Regions from separate parts of the Homo sapiens genome. Here region 2 is linked to region 1. Evidence: read pairs that join two places in POLR2A ChIA-PET (ENCODE). Cell type or tissue: PC-9. All regions are shown on one strand. Each heading gives the region's core, and the rest is flanking DNA. Links, peaks and the distances in the headings are about the cores only.

Region 1 (16,598 bases), core at 4,001-12,000:
TTGAAAAACAAAAAAAGGGCAAATGCGGTGGCTCACGCCTGTAATCCCAGCACTTTGAGAGGCCGAGGCAGGCGGATCACGAGGTCAGGAGTTTGAGACCAGCCTGACTAACAAGGTGAAACCCTGTCTCTACTAAAAACACAAAAATTAAACGGGCATGGTGGTGCTCGCCTGTAATTTCAGCTACTCAGGAGGCTGAGGCAGGAGAATTGCTTGAACTCGGGAGGTGGAGGCCGCAGTGAGACAATATCACGCCACTGCACTTCAGCCTGGGCGACAGAGCAAGACTCCATCTCAAAAAAAATAAATAAATAAACACACACACACATGCGCACGCGTGCACACACGCACAAACATGGTAATTCTTAGGCAGCTGGCATCCACTCAAACTCAGGTGGGTGCCTGCCTAACTCCTACTAGAAATAAGAACGGACTCTGTAGCCCAAGAAGGACAAGTGCTCTAGACACTCAGGGAAAATATCTGAGTATGCAAGATTTATTACTGCATAGAAATAAGTAAACGGATATATTACACAAGTAATTTCCTTTTTCTTTTTCCTGTCTGAAGCCAGTAACTCCTCATATGACAATTTTTGAAAATTCTTTTTAAAAAAATTAATAGAGGCTGGGCATGGTGGCTCACGCCTACAATCCCAGCACTTTGGGAGGCTGAGGCAGGTAGATCAACTGAGGTCGGGAGTTCAAGACCAGCCTGGCCAACATGGAGAAACCCCATCTCTACTAAAAAAAAAATTAGAAAATTAGCTGGGTGTGGTGGCACATGCCTGTAATCCTAGCACGTTGGAAGGCCGAGGCAGGAGAATTGCTTGAACTCGGGAGGCAGAGGTTGTGGTAAGCCAAGATTGTGCCATTGCACTCCAGTCTGGGCAACAAGAGCAAAACTCGCCTCAAAAAAAAAAGAGATGGAGGTGTTACTATTTGGCCCAGACTGGTCTTGAACTCCTGGGCTCCAAGTGATCCTTCCACCTCAGCCTCCCAAAGTGCTGGAATTACAGGCATAAGCCACCATGCCCAGCCACTCATCTGATAATAATAATAATAATTATTATTATTATTATTATTATTTTTTGAGATGGCGTTTTTGCTCATGTTGCCCAGGCTGGAGTGCAATGGCGTGATCTCGGCTCACTGCAACCTCCGCCTCCTGGGTTCAAGCGATTCTCCTGCCTCAGCCTCCTGAGTAGCTGGGATTACAGGCATGTGCCCGGCTAATTTTGTATTTTTAGTACAGACCTCCATGTTGGTCAGGCTGGTCTCGAACTCTTGACCTCAGGTGATCCGCCCGCCTCGGCCTCCCAAAGTGCTAGGATTACAGGCATGAGCCACCGTGCCCAGCCTCATCTGATAATTATTTAGATCAAACTGAAATAAAAAAAATCAGTAGATGACAATCTGCTATGTATAAAACATAACAATAATACTAGTCTGTGAAGAAAAAAAGAAAAAAGTCAAAATAGTGAGGTAACTTGACTTAAGCAAGCAAAGCTATGAAAACTAAGTCTGTATGGAATTCACAAAACTGTCAGAGACAGGAAACTTAAGAGACTGAAAACAAAGGAAAAAGATAAATGGGAACTTCTCTATTATGGGAAATGTCAACAGTGACATTCTTTTCTGAGGTAGAACCAATCTTTTTTTGATTTTGAGACAGACTTTTGCTCTGCCGTCTAGCTGGAGTGCAGTGGTGCCATCATAGTTCATTACAATCATGACCTCTCGGGCTCAAGCAATCCTCCTGCCTCAGCCTTCCAAGTAACTGGGACTACAGTTGCATGCCACCATGTATGATTAATTTTTTAACTTTTTTGTTTTTAGAGATGGGGTTTCACTATGTTTCCTAGGTTGGCCTTGAACTCCTTGGCTCAAGTGATCCTCCTACCTCAGTATCCCAAAATGCTGGGATTACAAGCATGAGCCATGGCACCCGGCCAATAGAACCAATCTTAACAAATTTATAAATGGCCCTGGAAAAAGAAATGCAGAGTTTAAGTTCCAAATCTACAGTTGAAATTATATCTAAACTAGGAGATGCTAAATTCATGACAGTAAACTGAAAGATTTTGCACACTTCAGCAAGCAAGTGGCAGGTCATCTTCAATACAGACAACGGCAAGATAAAATGTTTGGGGAAAATTTATTTAAATATAAAACAATGGGGCCAGGCATGGTGGCTCATGCCTGTAATCCCAGCATTTTGGGAGGCCAAGGTGGGCAGATCATTTGAGGTCGGGAGTTCAAGACCAGCCTGGCCAACATGGTGAAACCCTGTCTCTACTAAAAATACAAAATTAGCCGGGCGTGGTGGCCTGTAATCCCAGTTACTAGGGAGGCTGAGGCAGGAGAATCACTTGAACCAGGGAGGCAGAGGAGTGAGCACTCCAGCTTGGGTGACAGAGTGAGACTCTGTCTCAAAAAAAAAAAAAAAAAAGAGCCGGGCACGGTGGCTCACGCCTATAATCCCAGCACTTTGGGAGGCTGAGGTGGGTGGATCGCCTGAGGTCAGGAGTTCAAGACCAGCCTGGCCAACATACTAAAACCCCGTCTCTACTAAAAATATAAAAAAATTAGCTGAGCGCGGTGGCAGGCACCTGTAATCCCAGCTACTCTGGAGGCTGAGGCAGGAGAATCGTTTGAACCTGGGAGGTGGAGCTTGCAGTCAGCCGAGATTGTGCCATTGCACTCCAGCCTGGGCAACAAGAGCGGGACTCCATCTTAAAAAAAAAAAAAAAAAAAAAGGGAACTGGGAGCAGTCTTAAATTGTTTATTAAAAATGTCAGCAAAATGCATTGCTAAACAGGCCCATGATTTTAGAAATATGAAAAATGAGTACAGTTATGTGGCAATTGCCTCTGGAAAATCATGTGCAGTTGTGACTTTCATCATGCGAAGTTATGATTTCATGCTAGGAGAGATATAAAAGGATTAGATAAAGATCCATGGAAAAAACAATTGAGATTTGGGGGCTGTTGGATATAAAAAGTGAATAATTACATTCTCTAGAAAGGCTTGAAGAGGAAGCTAAGTGAAATCTATAAAGCTATGAAAAATATGAGAGGAAATGAGAAGTATTTGACAAATTTTACAATATCAGAATAATTTGAGTGTAAACTTTAAAACTTTCTTTTTTTTCGAGATGGAGCTTGCCCTGTCACCCAGACTGGAGTGCAGTGGCGTGATCATGGCTCACTGCAGCCTCTGCCCCCTGGGTTCAAGTGATTCTCCTGCCTCAGCCTCCCCGGTAGCTGGGATTACAGGCACATGCCACTACTGCCCGGCTAATTTTTGTATTTTTAGTAGAGATGGAGTTTCACCATGTTGGCCAGGCTAGTCTCAAACTCCTGACCTCAAGTGATCCACCTGCCTCGGCCTCCCAAAGTGCTGGAATTACAGGCATGAGCCACCACGCCTGGCCAAACTTTATACCTTCAGAGAGGTAAATTTAAAACAAAATGGAAGCACTGCTTTATATGATGGGCTATAAACTTACTGAGTCTTTACTACAAGTAGTAAAAATACAAAGTTTTAGAAATTTGGATAAGTTAATTGATGCAGACCCATGTCAGGGAATGGGGCAAAAAAATCTAAAATATATCCCTACTTTTGAGGGGAGCACTGAATGAATTATCATGCCCATTTCTTTAGATCTCTTCATAGGGCCTTAGTTTAAAAGCATGATAGTCATATTTTGAAGTTGTAAGACCTGAGATAGCAAAAATGGGAAGGAGACTCTATTGAGAGAAATCTCCTTAAATAATAAGCAAGAAAGAACTGCAGATTGGAGCCAAACACGGTGGCTCATGTCTGTAATCCCTGCACTTTGGGAGGCTGAGGTGGGCGGATCACCTGAGGTCAAGTGTTCCGGACCAGCCTGGCCAATATGGTGAAGCCCTGTCTCTACTAGAAATACAAAAAAACAGCCGGGCATGGTGGCGTGTGCTTGTAGTCCCAGCTACTTGGGAGGCTGGGGCAGGAGAATCGCTTGAACCCGGGAGGTGGAGGTTGCAGTGAGCTGAGATCACACCACTGCACTCCAGTCTGGGTGACAGAGGGAGACTCCGTCTCAAAAAAAAAAAAAAAAAAAAAAGGGAAAGAAAGAAAGGAAGGAAGGAAGAAAGAAAGAAAAGAAAGAGAAAGAACTGCAGATTGATCATGACAAACAAAATATCTTGGCTAATTAGAAATAAAGGCACCTTTGCAATAGGAAATGAACATAATAGCTATTCTGCTGTCCAGGTCTTCCATTAAACTCTGATGTACCCCTCAAAGCACTCAGCACTTATAACAAAGGGTGGGTTTGTATTTAGCATGTTACTGATTTACAGACTCATAAGCAAAAACGAAGCGTAAGTAGTCTGTTGGTCCAAGTTTCAATACAGGGCCTTTTTTTTTTTGAGACTTGCTTTGTCACCCACGCTGGAGTGCAGTGGAGCGATTTTGGCTCACTGCAACCTCCGCCTTCCGGGTTCAAGCGATTCTCCTGCCTCAGTCTCCCGAGTAATTGGGACTACAGGTGCGAGCCACCACGCCGGGCTAATTTTTGTATTTTTAGTAGAGATGGGGTTTCACCATATTGGCCAGACTGGTTCCGCCCGCCTCGGCCTCCCAAAGTGCTGGGATTATAGGCGTAAACCACTGCGCCCAGCCAAAAGGGGCCTTTTTTTCTTTTATCTTTTTTTTTTTTCTCTCACTGCAATCTCTGCTTCCCAGGTTCAAGGGATTCTCCTGCCTCAGCCTCCAGAGTAGCTGGGACTACAGGTGCGTGCCACCACGCCAGGCTAATTTTTTGTATTTTTAGTAGAGACGGGATTTCACCGTGTTAGCCAGGATGGTCTTGATCTCCTGACCTCGTGATCCACCCTCCTCGGCCTCCCAGAGCGCTAGGATTACAGGCATGAGCCATGGCGCCCGGCCCAAAAGGGGCCTTTCTAAAGGCATTTTATAAAAGGTGTTTGAAACACAAACCTGAAAAAAAAAAAAAGACTTTAGTTTAACAAAGGTAACCTAATGCTTACCCAGTGCTTTTTCCACCGCCATATCTGCAAACAGGTGTGGAAGTGAAAAGAACAAGCAGACATAACACAAAATTATTTTCTTTCTTTCTTTTTTTTTTTTTTTAGATGGAGTCTAGCTCTGTTGCCCAGGCTGGAGTGCAGTGGTGTGATCTCAGCTCACTGCAACTTCTGCCTCTGGGTTCAAGCAGTTCTCCTACCTCAGCCTCCCAAGCAGCTGGGACTAGAAGCACCCGCCAGCACACCCAGCTAATTTTTTTGTAGTTTTAGTAGAGACGGGGTTTCGCCATTATTGGCCAGGCTGGTCTGGAACTTCCGACCTCAGGTGATCCGCTCACCTCGGCCTCCCAAAGTGCTGGGATTACAGGCGTGAGCCACCATGCCCAGCCACAAAACTATTTTCTTTTTTCTTCTTTTTTTTTTGGAGACTGAGTCTCTCTCCATCACCCAGGCTGGAGTGCAGTGGTGGGATCTCGGCTCACTAAAATGTACGCCTCCCGGGTTCAAGCGATTCTCCTGCCTCAGCCTCCTGAGTAGCTGGGACTACCGGAGCTCTCCAACATGCCTGAGTAATTTTTGTATTTTTAGTAGAGACGGTGTTTCACCATCTTGGCCAGGCTGGTCTAGAGCTCCTGACTTTGTGATCCGTCCCCCTCAGCCTCCCAAAGTGCTGGGATTACAGGCCTGAGCCAACGCGCCAAGCCCAAAACTATTTTCTACTCCAATGTGCAAAGCAACCTAACAAGAAAAACCTTAAATATTTATTCTTTTTTTCCCTGCTAATGACTGGACTGCATTAACCTCGTATTTTCATTTGAAAATCATCTTGTTTCAATGATAATTGCTTTGTCATCAAAACAAATAATTTTTTTAAATTTAGTTTGATGACTGACAGCATGGCTAAAACATAAACAATTTCAAACTTCATTATTGTATATTTTTTCCTGTGAGGAATAACTAGCTTCCACATTTTTTAGAATGTTTTTCTTATTTTGTTACAAAAGTGTAAGCCGAATAAAAGAAATTTTTAGGAGGTCGAGTTTAAAAGTTTTCACTAAATTAATTAATTAACTAATTAATTAATTATTTTTGAGACAAAGTTCACTCTGTCACCCAGGCTGGAGTGTAGTGGCACGATCTCGGCTCACTGCATCCTCTGCCTCCCTGGTTCAAGCAATTCTCTTGCCTCAGCCTCCTGAGTAGCAGGATTACAGGCACCTGCCACCATGCCCCACTAATTTTTGTATTTTTAGTAGAGATGGGGTTTCACCATGTTGGCCAAGCTGGTCTCAAACTCCTGACCTCAGGTGATCCACCCGCCTCAGCCTCCCAAAATGCTGGGATTACAGTCGTGAGCCATTGTGCCCAGCCTAAATTTATTTTTTAGATAAGTAAGTCTAGCTAAAGGTGACAAGGCTAAATACAGAAATGCGCATGTAAAAAGAAATGCACTTGGGAATGTATGTTGAGAAGACAAGTTTCCCACTGGCCATTCATTTAACAGCTTGCATCACATTGCAACTATCTTTCCTTGTTGATAATATGGGAATGAGTTAAAGAAATAGAAGAAATTAAAAGGGAGAAAGATTAAAGTCTGCGAGTGAGGTGGCAAAAGAGTTCAAAATAAAGTAAATGCTTCTAGAGAAAGCAAGTAAAAGGGGGCACGAAGAATTCCACTATAAATCATGCTAAGTGTGCTTAGACATCACAACTCCAGAATTACTCTAAGTGCTACCTTTTCTTGATGAACAAAGTGCAAGTAAGTGACCTTTGGTACCGACACCTAACTGTGCGAATAGTCAAAATATCCTGTAACAGAATCCATCAAGACCACTTAAAATTGCTTAATTTTGATGGTACTTTGTGATAAAATCATGAGCCAACTGTGAAAGACTATCTACCAGGCCCGCCTTTTCAAAAACTAAACATTATTGGGTGTGGTTGGTTGATTATGAAAAGAGAAACTACACTAATTCTTGGTAGTTTTGACAACGCCTTTAATGATAAAGAAGTGTGTTTAACATGTGTCTCTCATGTTCACTATGGTAAAGTTGATCAGTTTAACTCTTTGCAAACAAGCAAGAGATCCTGCAAGCAGGAAGCTTTTCTGTGGAACTCCTGACGCAACACAAACCATAACAGTTACTGCAAAGCTTAATGCAAACCCTCTAGAGTCCACGCTGACAAATTCTTTAACAAGCCCTGTGGTTACAGGGAAGCTGGTTTCACTGTGACTCACTCCTGCTCAAACAGTTTACTGGAAATGAAGGGGAGGGGGAATTTTCAGAGAAGTCATGTGATGGCCAGACAAACCACAACCAGTAAAGGTTCATCAGAGTCAAAAACAGGTCCCAGCAACAACTGACACCCAGAGTCTTCAAATGGTACTAAAGTGTATGAAAATGTGTCCTGTTTAGTTTCAGATCATCTACACCATAAACTCTTTCATGAATCTGTGTATGTAAAGGAAAAACTTCACAGCAGGAAAAACCAGCAGGCATTGACATGGTGTAGGCAACTGCAACCGCACACACTTCATAGGAAAATGTGCTTAAAAGAGAATAGCATTAGTGGAATGCCAAAGCACTTTCGTGAGTATTTAAATAATCTTATCAATTCCTTTCCCATAGTCTTTAAACTCAAATGATCAAACACATATTCTATCATTATCAAAAGAATCCTTCACTTTGACCCTATAGTTTGAAAAGGGATGTTCGCTAGATAAATGTCTATTTTGTTTTACTGCATTAAAAAAAAGGCATTGGCCATAAGAATGAGAACTACCATTACAACTAATAAACTGTTTTTTGGTTTTATATTTTCACTAGTAAAATAATGTAAATAACTCAAAACTTCTGAATAGGACAAAGATCCTATTAAGCTAAAAAATAAGATTTTTTTCAGCCTTAAATTTAATAGAAATTAGTAAGGTAAAAGATACTAGTATTAAAACTTAATTTGGGGATTTAGCTTCAACATACAGAGTAGGTAGCAATTATTGATTATTAATTACATTAATTACTATAGTCCTAAATAGAACCTAAAAATGTTCCCTTAAAAAAAGATTAAATTCAGAAACTATAAAATAGCCTTTGAGGAAATATTCAACCTAAAATGGTCGGCAGACTCATGAACGATACTCAACAGAAAGACAAGCTAATTGATATGAAAATAGAGGAAAAAAACTGATATTCTTTTTTATCTTTTTTTTTTTTTTTTTTGAGATGGAATCTCACTCTGTCACCTAGGCTGGAGTGCAGTGGTGTGATCTCAGCTCACTGCAACCTCTGCCTCTCGGGTTCAAGCGATTCTCGTTCCTCAGCCTCCCAAGTAGCTGGGATTACACATGCCTGCCATCATGCCCAGCTAATTTTTGTATTTTTAGTACAAAAAATTTTGTATTTTTACAAGGTTTCACCATGTTGGTCAGGCTGGTCTTTAGCCCCTGACCTCAAATGATCCACCTGCCTTGGCCTCCCAAAGTGCTGGGATTACAGGCATGAGTCATCATGCCAGGCCCCGATATTCTTTGAAAAGGTGAAGTTTTAAGACTTTTACATTTCTGATTTAATTTTAAATTTCCTATTCTGATAGCAATAATAAGAAGTAGGAAATTTCACATAGTCAGCAACCTAACACTGTGAGAAAGAATCCAAGTAGCAGGTCATTAAAACAGATGACATTTAGGAAAGTAAACTTATTCAAAACATATTCTTGTAAGTAAATATGTACCACAACGTTTCTACTCTATTGTGTAAGCTTTAAATACAAAAATACCACAACCACTCCCGGACTCCTCCATTATTTCAGTAATACTGGCTGCCCTAATTTTTCAGGATACATCATGCAAATAAGTTCTTTTATTTTTCAAATTATTTTATTCCTAAAGTATCTTTAATTTTTCTTTTTGGTTATACAGCTTATAGAATAAACAAGTCACAAGAATCTTCATTTGTTTCTAAAGTATATAATTTTACAAAAGTTGTTTTACTCAATGTGAATTAAAATTTGCAAGTCTAAAAAAATAAAAAAATTTTAAAAAGTAAAAAAATTTGCAAGTCATTTAACTTGGTGTCTTTTATATTATCTTCAGATGACAATTGCTCTCAGATGACTATTAAACTCAAAGATGCAATACAGTTAAATCTTCCTTTCTTTGTAAAATTACTGTTGTTCAATTACATTTTACAGCAAAATAAGACTGAATATTAATGGACATGTTTCATGTAATGCTACACTTTTTCTTACTGTTATTTCATCATCTATTCAAAGTATCCACTGCATGAGTAGTATGTGTAACAGTAGGCAGGCATTGTTGAAAATACAAACATTTTTAAGCCCCCTTCTTAAGGAGTTTAGACTCCTGGAGAGATAAGAAAAGTCTATAAATAGTTTTAAAAGAAGGTAGAATGTGATAAGTGACACAAGAAAGACATAGCTGGGCTGAGATAGGAATTCAGAGACAATTTGAGAGGAGTGAAGGGGGTGAGGTAGGGGTAGGAAGGGAATCATAAAATAGTTCACAAAGAAGCCAGCAGCACATAAATTGAAAGGTAAGAAAACTGAAAAAGTAGACATGCAGATGGGAAGAAATGACACACTAGGCAAAGTTACGAAAAAGAACAATACCGCATAGTGGTGGAGGAAAAAGTTAAATTATTCCAAATGATCAGGCTAGTAATTTTTAAACTTAAAAACTTCAGAGTTCTTTAATTAAAAGAAATCTCTCTCCCTCTCCCTTCCTCCCTCCAATCTCTCTCTCTCTCTCACACACACACACACACACACACACACACACACACACACACACTCTTTTTGATGGGTATTCTGGCAGTTTTTTAAAGTTCAACTTGAAAACCATCAATACAGAGGATAAAAAACTGTTAAAGGGAAATCAGAAGTAGTCGTAGGTTGGGGCCAAGTAATGAAGAAAACTGGGTTAAATAGTTTAGATTTCACTCTATACACAGTGGGAGGCATCACAGATTTTTGAGCAGCAATGTTTCATAAGTAGAGATATTTTTCAGAAAATTATTTTTGTTACTTTGTGTGGGAAAAGATTGGGATAAAAAACTAGTAAAGAGTAGACCTACTAGCAAGCTGCTGGCAATATTTAGGTAAGGGTTGATAAAGGCCTGAAACAGTAGCGGGAAGGGAGAAGAGAGGGCATGTAAGATACTATGGAGATAGAATCAACAGGCCTTAAAGAATTAATTACTGGGGATGGGAGGAAAGGAGGGAGTCAGATGACTCAGATTTTGACCCAAAGCGATTGTTAGGATGGTGATAGCATTAACAGAACACAGGAACAAAGAAGGAAAAGAAGATCATAAAGAGAATAATTAAACCTTGCATAAAACAGTCCACAAAGCACATAAACAGCTATCTAGACCTAACTTTTATTAATGATGCTAAAATTGCTCAAGGTCAGAGGAAGCTACATTCATTCATGTGTACCTCTCACAGACATCTAGTGGAAACACGATAGAAAGCCAAGAGCAAAAGGAAGTCAGCTTAGTGGAAAAATACTGCCTAATCTCAACATTGTACTCACAAAAATACAGCAGGTATCATAATAAATCAGAATACAAATAAATGCTTTAATCATCTTTTTTCCCCCTTAAAACATCTATAGTACGACATCCAACCATTAGTCAAGAATGGAATTTAAGTAAATAAAATTGTTTCATAACAACAATTTCTTTTTGTTTTTTTGAGACAGAGTCTCGCTCTGTCGCCCAGGCTGGATTGCAGTGGCGCGATCTTGACTCACTGCTAGCTCCACCTCCCAGGTTCATGCCATTCTCCTGCCTCAGCCTCCGGAGTAGCTGGGACTAGAGGCGCCCGCCACCACGCCCGGCTAACTTTTTGTATTTTTTAGTGGAGACGGGGTTTCACCATGTCAGCCAGGATGGTCTCGATGTCCTGACCTCGTGATCCGCCTGCCTTGGGCGTGTTGGGATTACAGGTGTGAGCCATCGCGCCCGGCCACAACAATTTCTTAGTAAAATCACATACACCATTTAACCTAGTTGGAAAGCACATGGCAAAGCAATGAAAGCCAAGTGGTTTTTTTTGTTTGTTTGTTTTTACTTTTTTGGCTGATAAACTTACTCTACTACAGGGCTTTACCTTCAAAAATAAAAACCCATATTTTCTAACTCATTCTCATGCAATCTTAAAATTTAAATTTCCACTCATAGTTACGGATTGATTTTACTTAATTTGCCGTTTTAGCTACAGTTGATTCAACTTTTCCGTATTTTATTGCTTCTATCAAATTGGAGGTTTTACCAAATACATGTTATCTACGAGCAGATCCCAGCAACAAAGTCAGATAAACTTTGAATCTTTGCTAAACTGATTACTATAAGAATTTGTAAATCATAACCAATAAGATGTGACTAGAAAGATGTCAGTAAAGTTATAGCTTAGCAAATAAGAACCCAGTATCTTTTTAATATACCATTTCTAACATTTATAAAAATATAATAGGAAAAAAGATGCAAATTAGAACAACAAAATATAAGACAAAACTAACATATTAAAATCACTTGGAAAATAGTGTTGGAACAATATACAATTAGTTAATTACCTAAGAAAGAAAAAAGTTAGATTCCTACATCATATCATATGTAAAAATATTTTCATAGATTAAAGACTTAAAAGAATAAAACCATAAAAGTACTAAAAGAAAATACAGGCCAGGTGCGGTGGCTCATGCCTGTAATTCCAGAACTTTGGGAGGCCAAGGCTGGCAGATCACTTGAGGTCGGGAGCTCGAGACTAGCCTGGCCAACATGGTGAAACCCCATCTCTACTAAAAATACAAAAATTAGCTGGGCGTGGTGACATGTGCCTGTAATCCTAGCTACTTGGGAGGCTGAGTTAGGAGAACCACTTGAACCCGGGAGGCAGAGGTTGCAGTGAGCCAAGATCACACCACTGCACTCCAGCATAGGCGACAGAGCGAGACTCTGTCTAAAAAAAGTAACATGTAACAAAACATACCCAGTAAATGACATGGAAAAACTACTGGGAATAAGGAATAATACTGGCAGCATATGACAAAGAGCATCTTCTTAAATATGTAAACCAGTAAGAAAATGAAAAATATATCATAAAAAAGATATATGCACCTGTTAGATGAACATTCTATTTCTTCTTTATTTGTATTTTCAGCATTTCATTATAATAAACTTACTTTGTAGTAAGAAAAAAACCCGTTATAGCAAAGATGTGAAAATATTTGATGGCGTGGAAAAATGTTCACGTTTTTAGATTCAAATCAAGTCACAAAACAACAAACAATATGATTTCACTCTTAGGTATATAAATATTTATAGAGAAAAGACTAAAGGGCACTCACCAATTTTCTACAATGAGATGTATCACTTCGTAATAAAAAATAATTTTATAATAACATTGGTATCACATGTCTATGATACTGTGAAAAAGGAACTTGTGACTAAAATTTATGGTATGATTCTAATTTTTATAAAAAGTTATGTATGCAAAGAAAGCAGTCTGGAATACAGTGATTATTACCCTACACTGGGGAGAAGGTGTGTGAGCTTTCACTTTTTACTTTATAATACTTTTGGAATGTAAGAATCTTATTACTAAAATTACTTGTATAATTAAAAAATATGCAGATCTGTAAAACATAAAATAAGCAAAGGGCCTAAAACAAATTCATGATTGAAAGCATTAAAAATCTTCTCTTTGCCAAGCCATAGCAAGAAACTCTCCTTTGAACAAGAATTAAAACATTAGTACTCTCTCAGATAATTTATAACATGGAAAACCGGCAACAGTCTCTTTCCACTTGTTCTCCCTCACCCCTTCAACTGCAAAACAACTATAAACAAATAAAAATTAAAAATCTTATACACCTTATCTGAAACTGGGAAAAAGTATGTAAGGAAAATTATATCCACATCCACTGAAATCTATCATAAGCCACAAAATTGATGGAAACTGGTGAAAAAATCATGAAAAGGAATGAAGAAAAGAAAAATCAGGCTGGGCACAGGGGCTCACACCTGTAATCCCAGCACTCTGGGAGGCCCAGGCGGGTGGATCACCTGAGGTCAGTAGTTCGAGACCAGCCTGGCCAACATGGTGAAATCCCATCTCTACTGAAAATACAAAAAATTAGCCAGGCGTGGTGGTGGACGCCTATAATCCCAGCTACTTGTGAGGCTGAGGCAAGAGAGTTGCTTTAACCCAGGAGGCAGAGGTTGCAGTCAGCTGAGATGGCGCCACTACATTCCAGCCTGGGCAACAAGAGTGAAACTCTGTCTCAAAAAAAACAAAAAACAAAAAACAAAAACAAAAACAAACAACACGAAAAATCCAATATAGGAGGAAAAAACTAGTTCTTCACTTTTTATTGCATTAACCTGGATGAAAATATTGCTACAGTATGATATGGTAAGCACCGTACTACTACCATGCCCAGCTAATTTTCTGTATTTTTGGTAGAGATGCGGTTTCACCACATTGGCCAGGCTGGTCTCGAACTCCTGACCTCAAGTGATCCGCCCACCTTGGTCTCCCAAAGTGCTGGAATTACAGGCGTGAGCCACTGCAGCAGGCAACAGTATATGATTTCTAACAAAGAACATGAAACAGTATGTGTGTACATTTTGCTCACTTGATTTTTCAATATAAATAAGCAAATATGAAATTAGGTACTGAGAAATGTACAGTTTATCTTAAAATAGTGATTTTAATTATTGGCTTTACAGGATGAAAATAGCCAAACCTCATAACCAACAGAAGTATTGTGTGCATTCTGGTTTCCACGACTCAAAGAAAAAGTGGTATCAGAGAAGATCCCCTCAAAAAGTAACTAATCAGGGACATAAGAGATGAAAGAAAAAGATTATTACCCCAACAGTAGATAGATAAAGACTGAGAAAAGAAATGGTCAAAGTCTTCAAGAGCTCAAATTACATGGATAAAATAAAGAATTCTTCATCAAATTCTAGAAGATCTTAGTTTTAGGAACTGAGCTTTTAGATGGCAATAAGCTTATGAAATTCATTCTTTAAAATTCCAAAATCAAAACCCTGCAAAGAATGAAATAAGTCTTCTACTCTGATATTCTAGCCAATGTAGGGTGTGCTATGGATGGGATCCTTGAGAGATATCACACAGAAACAAGGCACTCACTGCACTCTGTGAGCAATACGAATGACTTTTCTTAGTTTAAACCACTAAATGTTGGGGTGATTTGTTACTCAGTAATACACAACTGGAATACTCTTTGTTCTAAAAATAACCCCAAAACATAGAAAACAGAAATGAGAACTCAATCTTTGATGAAGTTAGCATTAATAAATGAGGACAGGACAAACAGAAGAAAAGATTATACCTGAGAGCGTACAGGTGAGGGATATGTAAGAGAAGCAAAATACTTTGCCCCACAAAACTCCAAAAGAGCTCTTCAGCAGAACTGCCAGAAGAGGCTGGCATAGGTCTGAAAACAAGGAGAATGCAAAAGACTCCCAGGTCCCATCCCTACTCAGCACAGCCAGGCAAGTCTCTCTCCCATATCAGTGGGAGACATAGTCTCTAGACAAAAGTGAATGTTCTGGGCTCAGGACATACTTGTGCTTGTGTTTGTGTAGGTATTCACAGATAGAACAGAAAGTGAGTTGAGCAACAGTCCACATACTAAATGGAGATCTCTAACCACTCTTCCCCAGTCTAGCTTTAGTGTGTCAGCAGCAAGGCTGATACAGATGTTCCTTGACTTACAACGGGTGACGTGTCTTAACCCCTTCGTACTGAATATATCGTAAATCAAAAATGCATTGAATACATCTAACCTACCAAACATCATAGCTTAGCCTAGCCTCCCTTAGACATGCTCAGAAGACTTACATTAGCCCATAGTTGGGCAAAATTACAGTACACTGCAGAGTATGGACGTTTACCCTCATGATCACCTGGCTGACTGGGAGCTGTGGCTCACTGCTGCTACTTGGCATTGTGTGAGAGTATGGTACCACATATCGCTGGCTGGGGAAAAGATCAAAATCCAAAATTCGACCTATGGTTTGTACTGAATGTGTATCAATTTCATACCATTGTAAAGGTGAACAATCATAAGTCAAACCACTGTAAGTTAGGGACTGTCTGCATTGCCTAGGCAAGAAATTGAAGGATCCATCATGGAGAAACTGAACTATCCCCAAGAAAAGATCAATAGACACTGATACATGGAGGTTCTCAGTAAATATTAAGCCTGGATGCCACTTGACTGTACAATAGGGAAGCCTCACCATCACTACACCTGGCCTGTACGCACATAGCTTCCACTTAGCTTTTAAGTGCCTTATTCTTTTTTTTTTTTTTTTGAGACAGAGTCTCGCTCTCACCCAGGCTGGAGTGCAGTGGTGCGATCTCGGCTCACTGCAAGCTCCACCTCCCAGGTTCACACCATTCTCCTGCCTCAGCCTCCCAAGTAGCTGGGACTACAGGCGCCCGCTACCATGCCCAGCTAATTTTTTTTTGTATTTTTAGTAGAGATGGGGTTTCACTGTGTTAGCCAGGATGGTCTCAATCTCCTGACCTCATGATCCGCCTGCCTCTGCCTCCCAAAGTGCTGGGATTACAGGCTGAGCCACTGCGCCCGGCCTTAAGTGCCTTATTCTTATATAAACATACAAATAAGGATTATCAGGCTTTGAGGAAAGCCTCGAACTCCAAATTGAACAAACAGAAAAGACGATGCCTGAAAAATACATACAAATTGCTTTTTGAAAATAAATATGTTAACAGCAGAAAAACATTTCGATATAAGACTTAGAAGATAAACTTGGGAAATCTCATAGATAGTAAAATGAGATAAATATTAGAAGCAAAAAGGTTTAAAAAATTAAAAGGATGGGCATAGGAGGCCTAACATTGAAGCAACTAGAATTCCAGGAAGCAAGAACAGAGACTAAAGAGGGAAAACTCACATAAAAAATACAAGAACATTTCCCCAAACTAAGGAACAAGTTTTCTGAGCACCTATCAGAGTACACTTTATTTGTTTTTTTGTTTTGTTTTGTTTTGTTTTGTTTTGTTTTGTTTTGTTTTGAGACGGAGTCTTGCTGTGTCGCCCAGGCTGGAGTGCAGTGGCATGATCTTGGCTCACCGCAACCTCTGCCTCCAGGGTTCACGCGATTCTCCTGTCTCAGCCTCCCAAGCAGCTGGGACTACAGGCGCATACGACCACACCCAGCTAATTTGTTTATATTTTTAGTAGAGATGGGGTTTCACCATGTTGGCCAGGCTGGTCTTGAACTCCTGACCGTAGGTGATCCACCCACCTCGGCCTCCCAAAGTGCTGGGATTACAGGCGTGAGCCACTGTGCCAAGCTCAGAATACATTTTAAAAAGACTGTACCTCAGATAATGAACCTAAAAGCTTCTAGAGAGGAAAAAAAAAAAAAGTAGACTGCTTATAAAGAGGACTCAGAAGGGCATCGGTCCTCTGGATACCAATTACAGAAACTTGAAGACAATTGAACAATGCCTTCCAAATTCTAAGTATAAAAAGTGATTTTC
Region 2 (13,072 bases), core at 4,808-12,807, 120 kb after region 1:
TAAGGGAGAGGGTAAGAGGATATTTGCATAGTCTACTACAGACTACTTATAGACTGTTTAATATCTCCAAGAGGGTAATAATTATGTAATAAAGACATGTTACAACTTGATAAAAACTGACAAAGGGGACAAATGAACACTGCGTGCTTCCGGATATAATACCAAGAGAAAAACAAACCACCACTGAAGCAGTACTCTGGGTGGAAATGTATAATCTAAATCTAATCATCGGGAACCATCAGAGGAACTCAAAGTGAGACACATTCTGTTTTTTAAAAAGAGACTTTACATTTAGATGAAATATAGAGAATAGGCAAATCCATAGAGACAGTACAGTCTGGTGGTTGTCAGGGGCTGGGAGGAGGGGGTATGTGGAGGAACTGTTTAATTAATACAGGGTTTCCTTTTGAAGTGATGAAAACTTGTAACTAGATAAAGGTGATTATATAACATTGTGAATATACTGAATGCCACTGAATTGTTCACTTTAAAATGGTTAATTTGATGTTGCTTGAAATTTCACCTATATAAAATAGTTACAAATAGAAAAAGCAACTATTGTTTACAAAGATATCAGCGTCATAGAAAACAAAAGACTGAAGAACCATTCCAAAGTACAGGAGACTAAAGACATGAAAACTACATGCCATATATGACCTTAGACTAGAGGGGAAAAAACTGCTACAAAGGACATCATTGGGTAACTGACAAAACTAGAATAGAACAGATTTTTAAAGGTATCCTATCAATGTCAAACTGACTGAAGCTGGTATCTTTCATGTGGTTAATGAAAGAGAACATCCTTATTCTTAGGCCATACACTCGGAAGGGGTATAAGGCCATGATGCATTCAAGTTATTCCCACGTGGTTAAAAAATAGTATGTGTGTGTATACACATATGTATGAATGGTGTGCCTGAGTGTAAGAGTGTGAGAACACAAATGGTAAGGCTAGTGGGGTTAAAACATTAGCAAGTCAATCAGAATAAAGGGTATATAGACTTTATCCACTATTTGGCCACTTTCAGATTCACAATTATTTCCAAATAAAGTTTTAAAAAAGCACCCACCGTCCCCAAATGTCCCATATTACCTAAAATTACCCTGAAACTCTCATGTAACAGGTTTTTAAAAATGCAGCTTCTCTACATATTCAGCTAGCAGTACTCACATTAATAAGTTCCAGATCACATTGGCCACGTTCATAAGCAACACAGGCCAGATGTGGATCTCTCTTCTCACAATACTTTCCAACAACGCGACTGTCATAGTAGGGATTTTCACGAAGAAATCTCTCCGGGTTGTTATTACTGTCTATGTAGATTTTGGCTAAGGCATTGTGAGTAGCAGGCTCCTCACAGCCCTCATGAATTCTGGCCTCTAGCCAAGGCAGAAGCAGTTTCAATCTAGGAAAAAAGGAAAAAAACCTCACACACACATACTGTATTATAAATAACACACTCTTGACATGCTAACTATGTAAATACCTTATGGTCTATAATGTGCTTTCACATACTTTTTCCCCGCCCCCCGAGTATTGCTACATTGTCCAGGCTGAAGTGCAGTGGCTATTCACAGCCACAATCATTGTGCACTACAGCCTTGGGCTCAAGTGATCCTAGTACCTCAGCCTCCCGAGTAGCTGGTACTATAGGTGCAAGCCACTGTACCTGGCTTTACATTAATTTTAATTATCAGTGATCCTATTATAAATTGGGAAATTAAGACTCAAAATATGATTGAGTTGTCCAAGAATAAAAAGAAGGTATATAAGGCTATTTTTCACTCTCCCAGGTTTATCTGCTATATGATATACTTACCTCCTTATATCTGAATAAAAGATTAGAGATTCATACAGTGTCCTTTCTTTATAACACACAAAATATCTAGACTTCAGAAAATTTTGTTTGTGGATAGGATGGGGATGTGATATTACATAGGCCAGATTATCTGAGAGTTCTTTCAGCTTTAACACAATTAACATACAGCATTACCTACAGCCAAACCCTAAATACATATTGGGAATAAAATCTGATAGCTTTAGAAGCTCTGGGTTTAATAGTTGCAGCTGTCATATAAACACTCCATCAAGGAGCACAGTTTTGCTATACTATAGCTTGTTTCGATAGTCCTGATGACCATGCCTCCTTTTATTTTTATTTTAAAGCCAGGGTCTTCTGTTGCCCAAGCTGGAGTGCAGTGGAGGGCTCACTGCGGCCCTGACCTCCTGGGCTCAAGCAATCCTCTCACCTTAGCTTCCCCAGAAGCTGGGACTACAGGCACAAGCCACTACGCCTGGCCCAAGCCTCTTTTACCAATGATTTAAACATTAAAAGCAGCCAGAGAAAAAGCATTATTCGTTATTTTGGCTATATCAAATTCACATGGTTATTATGAACCCTCCCATTAGGGAGAAGACAATTTTAATAAATAGAGGCAAAAATCCAGCTCCTATAAACATGTGCAATCCAAGATACGCCATGTCAACTTAAGGAATAAAAATTAGCTGAGGCATGTCTAGACTAGTGACTTAGATGTGAATCTAGCTTTTCACAATATAATTTGTCACTTAAAGACTAAATTATCTAACTGTAACTGCCATTTGCTTGGAATATGCAGTAAGATTATTTTCAGGTAATAGATTCAATAGGTTCAGACTCAACTGAACCTCTTATTAAATGTTAAATTGTTATGACATAAAATCACTTGAAACTAGGCTCAAACCTTTAGGTCAGTATTAACTGCATATCTCTATTACCCTTAAATGCAAAATTTTTCCATGTTTGAAACATTCTAATATAAATTCTAAGAATATAATTAGTAGATCACCTATATCAACTCAGGTTAAAATGAAACCCACAGACTTTCTTAATTTCTTCTCATAAACAGCAGAACTTCCCACTAGCATACCACCTCACCAAACTCATTTACATCAGTACTTCCTAAACACTAGTTCCTCAGAACGTTCCAGCTAAAAAAAGACTTCACAGTCTGTAAGTTTTAGAAGCACTTATACTATATTCTATTGGAAATCCATATTATCATGTTAAGGTACTGTAAATTAAATATCAATTGAACTCAAGAGTTGCACAGGGAACTCTTTTGCCTCACACTTAAACACCACACTGTTTTTTTTAATCAGCTTTCTCAGGTTGGAAACACCACATGATTGATCAGTACAGAATTAGTTGTTAAATACACAGGTATCACACCTAAACAGGAGACTTAGTACATAGTTTATATAAAAACATATAAAGTCAAACCACATAGCTGTAATTATAAACATGCCAAAAAAATGATCAACCAAGTTAACAGATCTCCTATGACAGCTATAATGTTTCAGAAAACAGATTTTTTCCCAGTGCTATTAGCTAGCTTATCACCTCTATGTTAGGTGTCTTCAGGAAATTATTCTCCATGTGTTATTTAGTAGCTTTGGAACAAATGACTACCTATATTTTTATCTATTGCCATGTTAAGAAAGAGTAACTTATCCCTGTTAAAATGGTACTACACCTGTTTCTTTTTTCAACCTCAGCAACAAGCTCATCAGTAGAGAATTGACCTCTTACAACAAGAATCAAGTTTTTTATGACATCTTCAGAACAGTCAACATCAAGTAATCCTCCAATAACTACAGGAAGTCGACTTGGATTCACCTGTGGTTAAAAAGAAGTAGAAGAATGTTATTATGTTATTAAAAGCAAAGAGGAATTTTAAAAAAGCATTTATCTCTATCGCTTTTAAGCTCAGTTTTTTTTTCTTTAAGTTCAGTTTTTAAATTCAGTAATAAACTGAGGGTCTAAATTTGCAACTAGATAGAGGAATTTAGCAGGAAGTCCAGCTAAAAACAAGACTTCATGGTTTAATAAGTATTGAAAGCACATATACTATATTCTGTCTCTACCGGTTTGGTTAGTTACCGAAACATTGTTCCATATGATAAATAAGTCCAAAGAAGATACAGTCAAAGATGACTATGCAAGACTGTCTAATAAAAAGGCTCCCATTATAGCAATACTGCCTGTTTCTACAGTTAGAAGGTGAATTATCTAATATCTGTATTTAAGATGGTTTGAAAACTCTGCTTTGGAGTCTACATGGATACCTCAGGGTCTATCAAGTTAGTAAGGCCCTAGGCCACCCAACTTTTTCAATAATAGCAGTTCTATTCTTATATTTTACACACTTGGCATGCATGTTTTTTTTTTCCCCCTTCCCTGAGTCGGCTTGCTAGGGAAGCACGTAGAATTTTATTCCAAGAAAGGATTCTGCTGGGGAAAAAGTATTAAAAGCAGGCTGGGCATGGTAGTATGCACCTGCAGTCCCAGATACTTGGAGGCTAAGGCAGGAGGACTGCTTGAGCCCAGGAGTTTAAGGTTAGAGTGAGCTGTGATTGTGCCACTGTATTCCAGCATGGGTGACAGAGCAAGACCCTGTCTCCAAAACAAAAACAAAAACAAAAAATCCCACGTTAAAAGCTGCAGACCACTCTTATTGAGCACAGAGTTTCAAAAGGATTTCCAGAATATGAGAAATAAAATCTATAGTAAGATTATACCTTTACATTACCTACATATTACTTACCTTCTGTACATATATCTCTATATACTTTTGAAGATTATTTCTATATAAATAGAGCACCAAATCATGGACAAAGTCAAATCGATCACACACAATGATAAGTGGTAGCTGATCTGTTAGTTTTGCTTCCTGAAAAAAAGACAAACAAAAGGAAACTTTAAATTTCTTCTATGAGGTATCAAATCTGTGTAACATATGAGAATTTGTTCTACGCTAACAAGAGAGGCTCACACAAACATAGCTCTTCTGTTAAAGAAAGAATGTCCCAATAGTTGAGTGTGTACATCCCAGTTTCAGTAAATTTTTACTAAGCAATACTTAGATTCACACAGCAAGATACCAAGTCTTTCCCATACACACCCTTTACCAAAAAACAAGAGTAACAAATTAAGATACCTGAGCCAGTGGCTCTCAGATGATAAATTCACCATACTGGGACTTTCACTGGTAATAACACTTCTACCGTATTTAAAATCAACTTAATAACTATAGTCACATTGTCAAACATATGGCATAAATGGCTTACATTTGTTTCAAACTAATGATTTTCTATCCCTCCCCACATCCAATCTATACAACCAGCCTCTAATACTCTATTATAACAAAGCCTACAAGGAGCAGCATGATGGTGACCACATGTGGCCATAAGAAAACCCACCCCCTACAAAAAAAAAAACCCAGCATTTAAAGAAAAGATATCTTTAAATTGCCAACTGCTTTTATCATTCCATTACAGATACCAAACTACAATCCTACTTATAGACTGACATAGAAGATGTTATAGACAGGTAAGTAAAACCTGTACTGGGCATTTACCTGATACATGTCCTGTTACATTCCACAGACATAAGGTAGAGCACAAAAAACAACAGTTTCCATCAGGAATTCATTTATACACAGTGAAACATTCCTCAATAAATGATTCCTCTAACACAGTCTACTAGGGAAGCAGAACTAAGTAGGGTAGAACTTTCCCCAGTGATGGCCACTAAGAACATTATTTTCAAGGTTAGAATTAAATGGCTCCTGAGACTAGGGGATATTAGTTACTCGATTATAAATAATACGAAGACTAGTCTATGAAGTGTCCCAAGAACACCAAGGTAAATCTTAATTTTAATATAGCCATCCTAAATTAAAAAATAAAAATGTCTGTAAAGCTGCAGATTTTCCACATTAAGGAAGGTTTTCTAAAATAAGTATTGTTTAACACCATGGAAACTCTGCACTAATAGCTGTTACGATCATTTCTAGAATCTGTCTGCATCTATCTATGTAAAAATTTTAGTATGTCATGTTTTTCCTACTAAATGAACATCAAAAAAGTATGGATCAACACACTAGTCATCTTACCTATACACATATAAAATATTTTTGTTATCTTTATCACTTACAGATAATCTAGGATTACTTATTCTGTTTTCATGCATAGGTGTTAAAATTTCTGTGGCAAATAATTCCACTTTTGTGGAATACTAACTGTATTCCAAAAGAAAATTTCAGATTTAAAAAGTAGACAAAATCTAGGTTATTTTCTTGATTGCTAAAATTTGCACATGATTTTATACATGGTAGAAATGTTAACATTTTAATAATATTAAATTACTTACTAAATGTTTAATTAACCTCCAGTTATAATGGTTAAAGATTTTAAGATCAAACTTGAAATTATATTAGCATAGTCAGAGGTTTTCTTCAACATAAATTTGTTCATTTAACAAATATTTATGAGTACCCAAGTATCAGACTCTGTTCTTAGGTACTGGAGATACAGCAGGGAACAAAGGAAGCAGAGTCCATTCTCTCAAGGAACTTACATTCTAGTGGGAGGAGACGTTTCATAGTGGTGTTATAAAGAAAAACAAGCAAAATGGGGTAGGAATGGGTTCTATTTTACACAAGGCAACCTGAGACATCCTCTCTTCTGACATTCAATCAGAAACCCAAAGAAGGTAAAGGAGAAAGAAGGTCATGAGAGAATAGTAGTACAGGGCACAAGCAAAGGCCCTTCGGCAGGACAAGGTTAGGGGAGTTCCAGGAATAGCTAGCAGGCCAGTGTGGTTGAAGCTAAACCAGGAAAGAAAGAAAAAAAGAAAGGTAGAAAATAAGATCAAAGGTAGCAAGGAGCAGATCATGGGTCTGATGAACAGTTATATGCTTTCTACAGAGAGCTTACAGTTCTACAAACTTAGGGCATGAGTCAAATGATGCTAATGACACAATTTTATCCTGCTCACAGGGTACCTTAAAGGAGAAGTTATGTTCTACCAATCTCTTTATTCCTGGTGGCTAACACACAATTGGCACTTGAATATTCAAGATCAGAGTCAGGGTATTTTTCTTATGACACAGGGTTTACTTACAACACCAGTAAATTATCATGTAGCTAGTACCTCTAAAATTAAGTTTAATAACAGTGATAAGAGGCATCATAACCCTGTACTGGAGGTTAACAAGGAATCTAATAAGTTCACTCTCAACACTGGCATCAGAGGATGAATGTGATAGTTGCATCTTAGTATTGAGCTCCCATGTCAAATTATGTAGACGTAAGACCCTAAATTCACCTCTAATCCTGGCTGGAAGTAAATTCCTTCAAAGAGTCAAGTACAAATTGATATCAAAGAGAAATAAATACTTGCCTGACAGAAATCCCATTTAGGCTGACTCCACCTTTTTCCAAGGCTTATCACTTATCAGTAATAGTTACTGCCTAAACATCTATAGTATACAAGGTACTTGATAAATAAACATAGCTTATGGTTGAAGAAACTGAGGCTGAGGCATATTCATTAACTTGCCTGAGGTAACAGCTAGACATATACTGAATGAACAAACAATGGCTAAGTAGAATTTGAAACAGGTCTGACTGACTCAAAAGCTCATAATCCACATCCACACCCCTACTATATCAGGCTTGTACCCAGTTCACAAGTGTGGAGGGGAAATCTTCATCTGATTAGATCCCATGGGCTATGCAAACCTAAGGCAGTACCATCCTAGTACCCAGAGGATTGTTTTTCATTTCTTTACTAGAGGATTTTTTTTAAAGCTCAAAAATGTGATAATTAAATAATAGCTAATTTCATTTTGCTTTCCATATATATATAACTCAAATATTAAAATCCAAAGCTAAAGAAGTTACAATTTAAGCATAGAAGCTGAGGGCTCAATAAAAACAAAAAGAAATCATTTAAGAATCTGGTAGTATTAACACAGGAACAGAAAACCAAATACTGCATGTTCTCACTAGCAAGTGGGAGATAAATGATGAGAACACATGGACACAGAGAGGAACAACAGACACTGGGGCCTACTGAAGGGTGGAGGATGGGAGGAGGGAGAGGATCAGAAAAAATAACTAATGGGTTGTAGGCTTAATACCTGGATGACGAAACAATCTGTACAACAAACCCCCATGACACAGTTTACCTATATAACAAACCTGCCCACGCACCCCTGAACTTAAAAGCTTAAAAAGAAAAACAAAAAAAAAAACCCAACACCCCCTGCCCCCAAAAGAATCTAGTAGTAGTTTTTTTTGTTGTTGTTTTTTTTAAAGGAAATAGTAATGATACTCAAAGAAGGAAGTGAATCAGTAGTATGGGTACACTAGTCAAGCACAGAGTATCAAATCTTTCTCATTTGGAGGGGTTTTTTGACACCAGAAAGTTTTGGTCCAAACATAGCACAGCTAGGTTACCCAGAATATTCATGATGGCCAAGACATTTTAAAGCTATACTTTTTTGAAAAGTGTATCTTTTAATCTAAAATGTAGAGCAGTTTCAACATTTTGACTACTTCATTACACTAAAACCCCTAAGGGTTTTGCTATTTAATCTAGAGCCCAGGTAGTAAATTCTTCAAAAGAACAATCTGCCAATGCAACCACACACACAAATGATGATAATCTGGGAGTAGGAAAAGCCTACTTTCTATACTGTGTTCTACAAAAACATTTTGGTTTTACTTGTAATGTAAAATTCTTCCAAGACAAAAAATACTTCAGAACTTTCTATAAAGTCTCAGGAATCATTATATATATATATAGTGTACACACACACACATAATAGGCAGTGAGAGAGCAGTAATCTAAGTGTTCTGTAGTTTTCCTAGCCTTTTATAGATAGCTATCAATTTTAAAGCTTTATTTCCATCACAAAGTAACTGGCAGTTACAAGAATAAAGCTAAAGCTAAGTTAAACATTAAACAAAATTAACTGCCCTTAGGGATGTTCTAGAGTTCAGAATCTCTCAACCATTACTCCTCCCTGCAACACAGGTGGTCCTTACTCCTCTCTAACTGATTTAATGTGTCACAAAGCTGAGCGTTTTGTTTGATCTTACCTTTATGAATTATATATGAATAACAATATTTTAGTTTCTAGAGTTGAGCAAACTTGATGAAAGAGGTAAACCTATACATTCCTTAGACAACAGATCCCTTTGCCTACAATAGAGGCTCCTCAAAATGGTATGAAGAGCAAGCTGATGTTAATATTCAAAAGCCTAAATGATTCTAAAATGACATTGAAAGTATACAACCACTTTTCTAAATTTTTCCATCCAAAATTAAAATAAAGGAAATTCCTTTGAAATAGTGCTATTTTTTTTTTCTTCTTTTAAACAGATGGTCATTCTTACTCACCAATTTCCTTCCGTATTTCAAAGGAAACCACAGAATATTATGTTTGGAAGAAATAATCCAGCACACAACTTAAGAATGCTAACAACTTCACATTTAGGGAAAAAATATTTTTGAACTATGACCAAACCCTTGTAGAACTGCTAACCTGGAATCCAACCAGAAAACACATTACTCAAAACCACTTACCTTAAGAAAATTCTTGACTCGCTCAGGATCGTAGCAGTTGCTTTCTCTACAGATTCTTTCTACTTCTTTGATTTGCCCAGTCTTGCAAGCTGCCTGAATATATTTAAAGTGCACATCTGGGTCCTGGCTAAAGTTAACAATGGATCCCAGAAAATAAAAGAGACCTTAAAGAAACAAGTAATTACAATTAAGCATAGGCACACTTTTGAGAATGACTGAAAAACATTTATGTAATTAAAAAACTGTTATATTGAATACTCCCAAATATAAGTTGGTTGCTTAAAAAGCGCGATAAAAATACTAACTATTCCATTAATCAGATCAGTAAAATGGATTGCACTTTAATCCTGAAGAATAGACAATTCAACCCAATGTTTCCTTTTTTTCTTTTTTATTGAGGCAGGTCTCTGTCACCCAGGCTGGAGTGCAGTGGCACGATCATAGCTCACTGCAGCCTCAAACTCCTGGGCTCAAGCAATCCTCCCACCTCAACCTCCTAAGTAGCTAGAACTACAGATGCATGCCACCATGCCAGGCTAATTTTTAAGAAAATTTTTGTAGAGATGGTGTCTTGCTATGCTAGCCAGGCTGGTCTTGAATTTGTGGCCCCAAGCACTTGGCCTCCCAAAGCACTGGGATTATTAAAGGCATACACCATTGTGCCCCTATATGGGAAATTTTAAATGAAGACCCCAATACCTGGTGTTTTTCAATATGCAATTTATAGGAAACATACAAAATAATTTGGGAAGAATTTAGTGCAGTATTGTCCAGAAGAACTTTCTGCAATGATGAAAATCTTATCTTTGCCTTCCAATATAATAGCCACTAAACACATGTGGCTATTAAGCACTTGAAATGTGGCTAGAGTGACTGAATAACTAAATATTAAATTTTATTTCACTTTAATAACTTTCAATGTAAATAGCTACTATATGTGGCTAGTGACTGTACTAAACAGTGTAAATTTAGTGCACAGTTAACATTTTGAAACTGGGAAAATTAAGAAAAAATTAAGAAAACTACTAGACTCTCTTACCCCTTCTCAATAGAGTACTACTAGTACAGAGAGGAGAGAAAGGCAGTTGGGGACCAGAAGTTAGACACCCAACAGTGATTACGTTAGTACCCTGTATAGCAGTGGTTCTCAACTGAGGTGATTTTCCTCACAGGTGACACTGGCAATGTCTGAAGACATTTTTGGTTGTCACAACTGGTGGAGCTGACGCTACTGGAATCTAGTGGGTAGAAACCAGGAATGCTGCTGAATATTCTACTAAATATTCTACATGTACAGGAACACCCCTCTACAATGATTATCCAGCCCTAAATGTCTATAGTACTAAGGTTAAGAAATCCTGCTAAATAGCAACAAATCACAAAATGCCCTTAGTGAGAATCACCTGCTATTATAAGAGTCAGACATATAAGCATAAAATTTTATTATACCTGATCATTAGTACAGACTGAGTATCCCTTATCCAAAATACTTGAGACCAGACGTGTTTCAGATTTTGAACTTTGGAATATTCGCATTATAATTACCTGATCAGCATCCCTAATCTGAAAATCCGATTTCTGAAATGCTCCAACAAGCATTTCCTTTGAGCGTTATGTTGGTGCTCAAGAAGTTTTGGACTTTGGTGCATTTTGGATTTTCAGATTAGGGACACTCAACCTGTATTTTCATTTTATACAATTTCAACACCACTACATATTTTTCTCTTAAAATTCTACCTTTAATTCATCTATAAAATATCCAAACAGATGGTCTGGTTCACTGCATATCCTTAGAATCCAACATAAAAGGGCCTTGACATATATTGAATAAAACTTAAAAAATTAAAATGTCCCATAGAACCAAATTTTTAGAAAAACAAAATTTCCAACAGCCTGATCATAAGCATACCTCTTCTTGGCTACCTTAAGTACTTTTTTTAAAAACTCAAAAACTCCTAATTACCTTCAAAACTCTTGAAAGATTCAAAAAGTTCAATCAGAGACTGAGTTGACAGTTGTTCATGATATTTAGAAGCCACCTGAACACAAATCTGCAGATTCTGACGGATGTTGGCAGACAGCATGGCTCTGAGACATTCTAGGGAGTCTTCTACTGATAAGGAACCAAAGTAGTTGACTAACCACTACAAGACAAAATAAATGAATGAATGAATAAATGAAATAATGTTGAACCTCATGGTGGTATGAAATTATTAATATTTAGTACCACAAACACATTTTCAGTGTACCTATTAATCACAACTAACACCATCTATTAGGTAAGAAACTGAAATACCTCAGGGTTAAGAAGATGGGTGTGAACCACTGCACGTTTTATATCATATAAATCAGTGAAATGTTCTAATGCACGCTGCAGTAGGCCAGCCTTTTCACACAGTTGAGCAATATGAGCCCGGTCATAATGTGTGAACATCTGATTGCCTAGAATAGCATCTGCAACCTGTAAAACCACAAACAAGGCAAGTTTATTGTCCACTCCACTTACATGAGTAATTCAATATCCGTATTACAGATTAAGGTTTAATAGTGAACTGTTAAAGTACAAAAGAATATTATAATAGCTACATTTTCTTTAATAAGGAGTAGGCCCCTCAGTAGCTTTGCATAACAATCTGAGAGGCGCTGCACAATTACTAAAACAATGTTGGAAACATGCCTAAAAAGCATTAAAACACATACTTGAGGCGCATGCATAAGGTTCATCTCAAGTAACCGCGTCTGTAAAGGACCTTCAGATGGGCGATTATTCTTCAGAGCATCAAGCAAGAATGCAGTACACTGCTGAATTAGATTGTATTCCATAAAGACATCTACAATCTACAAAAAAAGATTTAAAAGAAATTGTTTTAAGATACTATGGAGAGTATGTAGACAAAATTATGCATGAACTCTTTCTTTACCTGAGAATTTTATTTGGACAATATAAACACTTAAGAACAAATTTTTGTCCTCTAGGGATCATAGTTATTTTGAGTTCTGATAAAAACAACTACAAAATATTTCAAGATATTACATAACAGCAGAATACAACTGAACCGACAGACCTTTATTTTATTTTATTTATTTATTTTATTTTTTTGAGGCAGAGTTTCGCTCTTATTGCCCAGGCTGGAGTGCAATGGCACGATCTCAGCTCACTGCAACCTCCACCTCCCGGGTTCAAGCGATTCTCCTGCCTCAGCTCCTGAGTAGCTGGGATTACAGGCGTCTGCCACCACACCTAGCTAATTTTTTGTTATTTTTAGTAGAGACAGGGTTTCGCTATATTGGCTAGGCTGGTCTCAAACTCCTGACCTCAGGTGATCTGCCCACCTCAGCCTCCCAAAGTGCTGGGATTACAGGCCTGAGCCACCGCACCCAGCCTGACAGACCTTTATTTTTATGAACTTTAGAAAACCAATAGCATAAATATGAAGGACTCTGACTCACACTTACAAATGCATCTCTTCCCTCTCCCCACACCCAGTGGCAACCACTATCCTGTTTTATCATCCCCATGTATTTTTCATATTTTTAATACACATACATCTCTAAATAAGATGTTTGTTTTGCATGTATTAAAACTACATGCAGATGGTTTCATACTGTCCATTCTTTTGCAACTTGCTTTTTTTGCAAGGCATTTGAGGTTT

Evidence for each region. ChIA-PET counts read pairs that join two places held together with the same protein. Peaks named below come from ENCODE experiments on the same cell type or tissue, not always from the same donor. Only the 100,000 strongest peaks of a DNase experiment are listed, where the experiment ranks them.
Region 2: POLR2A ChIA-PET joins it to region 1 with 18 read pairs; 2 of 35 experiments call an interaction of 5 or more read pairs at or near these places.

Annotation. Positions count from the first base shown.
Region 1 is chr17:59,777,343-59,793,940 of GRCh38, reverse strand. All of the region lies in intron 7 of VMP1 (vacuole membrane protein 1), which reads right to left. Among named protein-coding and RNA genes, the nearest start is that of MIR21, 56 kb to the left of the region's middle. RefSeq lists enhancers at 7,021-7,500, 9,776-10,589. In PC-9, for the core only: no CTCF peak of the experiment used is centred there; DNase peaks (open chromatin) are centred at 6,480, 7,200, 10,670, 11,000 and 1 weaker place; H3K4me3 peaks cover 5,462 bases; H3K27ac peaks cover 8,000 bases.
Region 2 is chr17:59,665,288-59,678,359 of GRCh38, reverse strand. CLTC (clathrin heavy chain) reads right to left here. Exons shown (of 32, transcript NM_004859.4): 11 at 12,120-12,257; 12 at 11,716-11,880; 13 at 11,383-11,563; 14 at 9,420-9,583; 15 at 4,588-4,713; 16 at 3,517-3,659; 17 at 1,172-1,406. Among named protein-coding and RNA genes, the nearest start is that of PTRH2, 36 kb to the left of the region's middle. In PC-9, for the core only: no CTCF peak of the experiment used is centred there; no DNase peak of the experiment used is centred there; H3K27ac peaks cover 885 bases.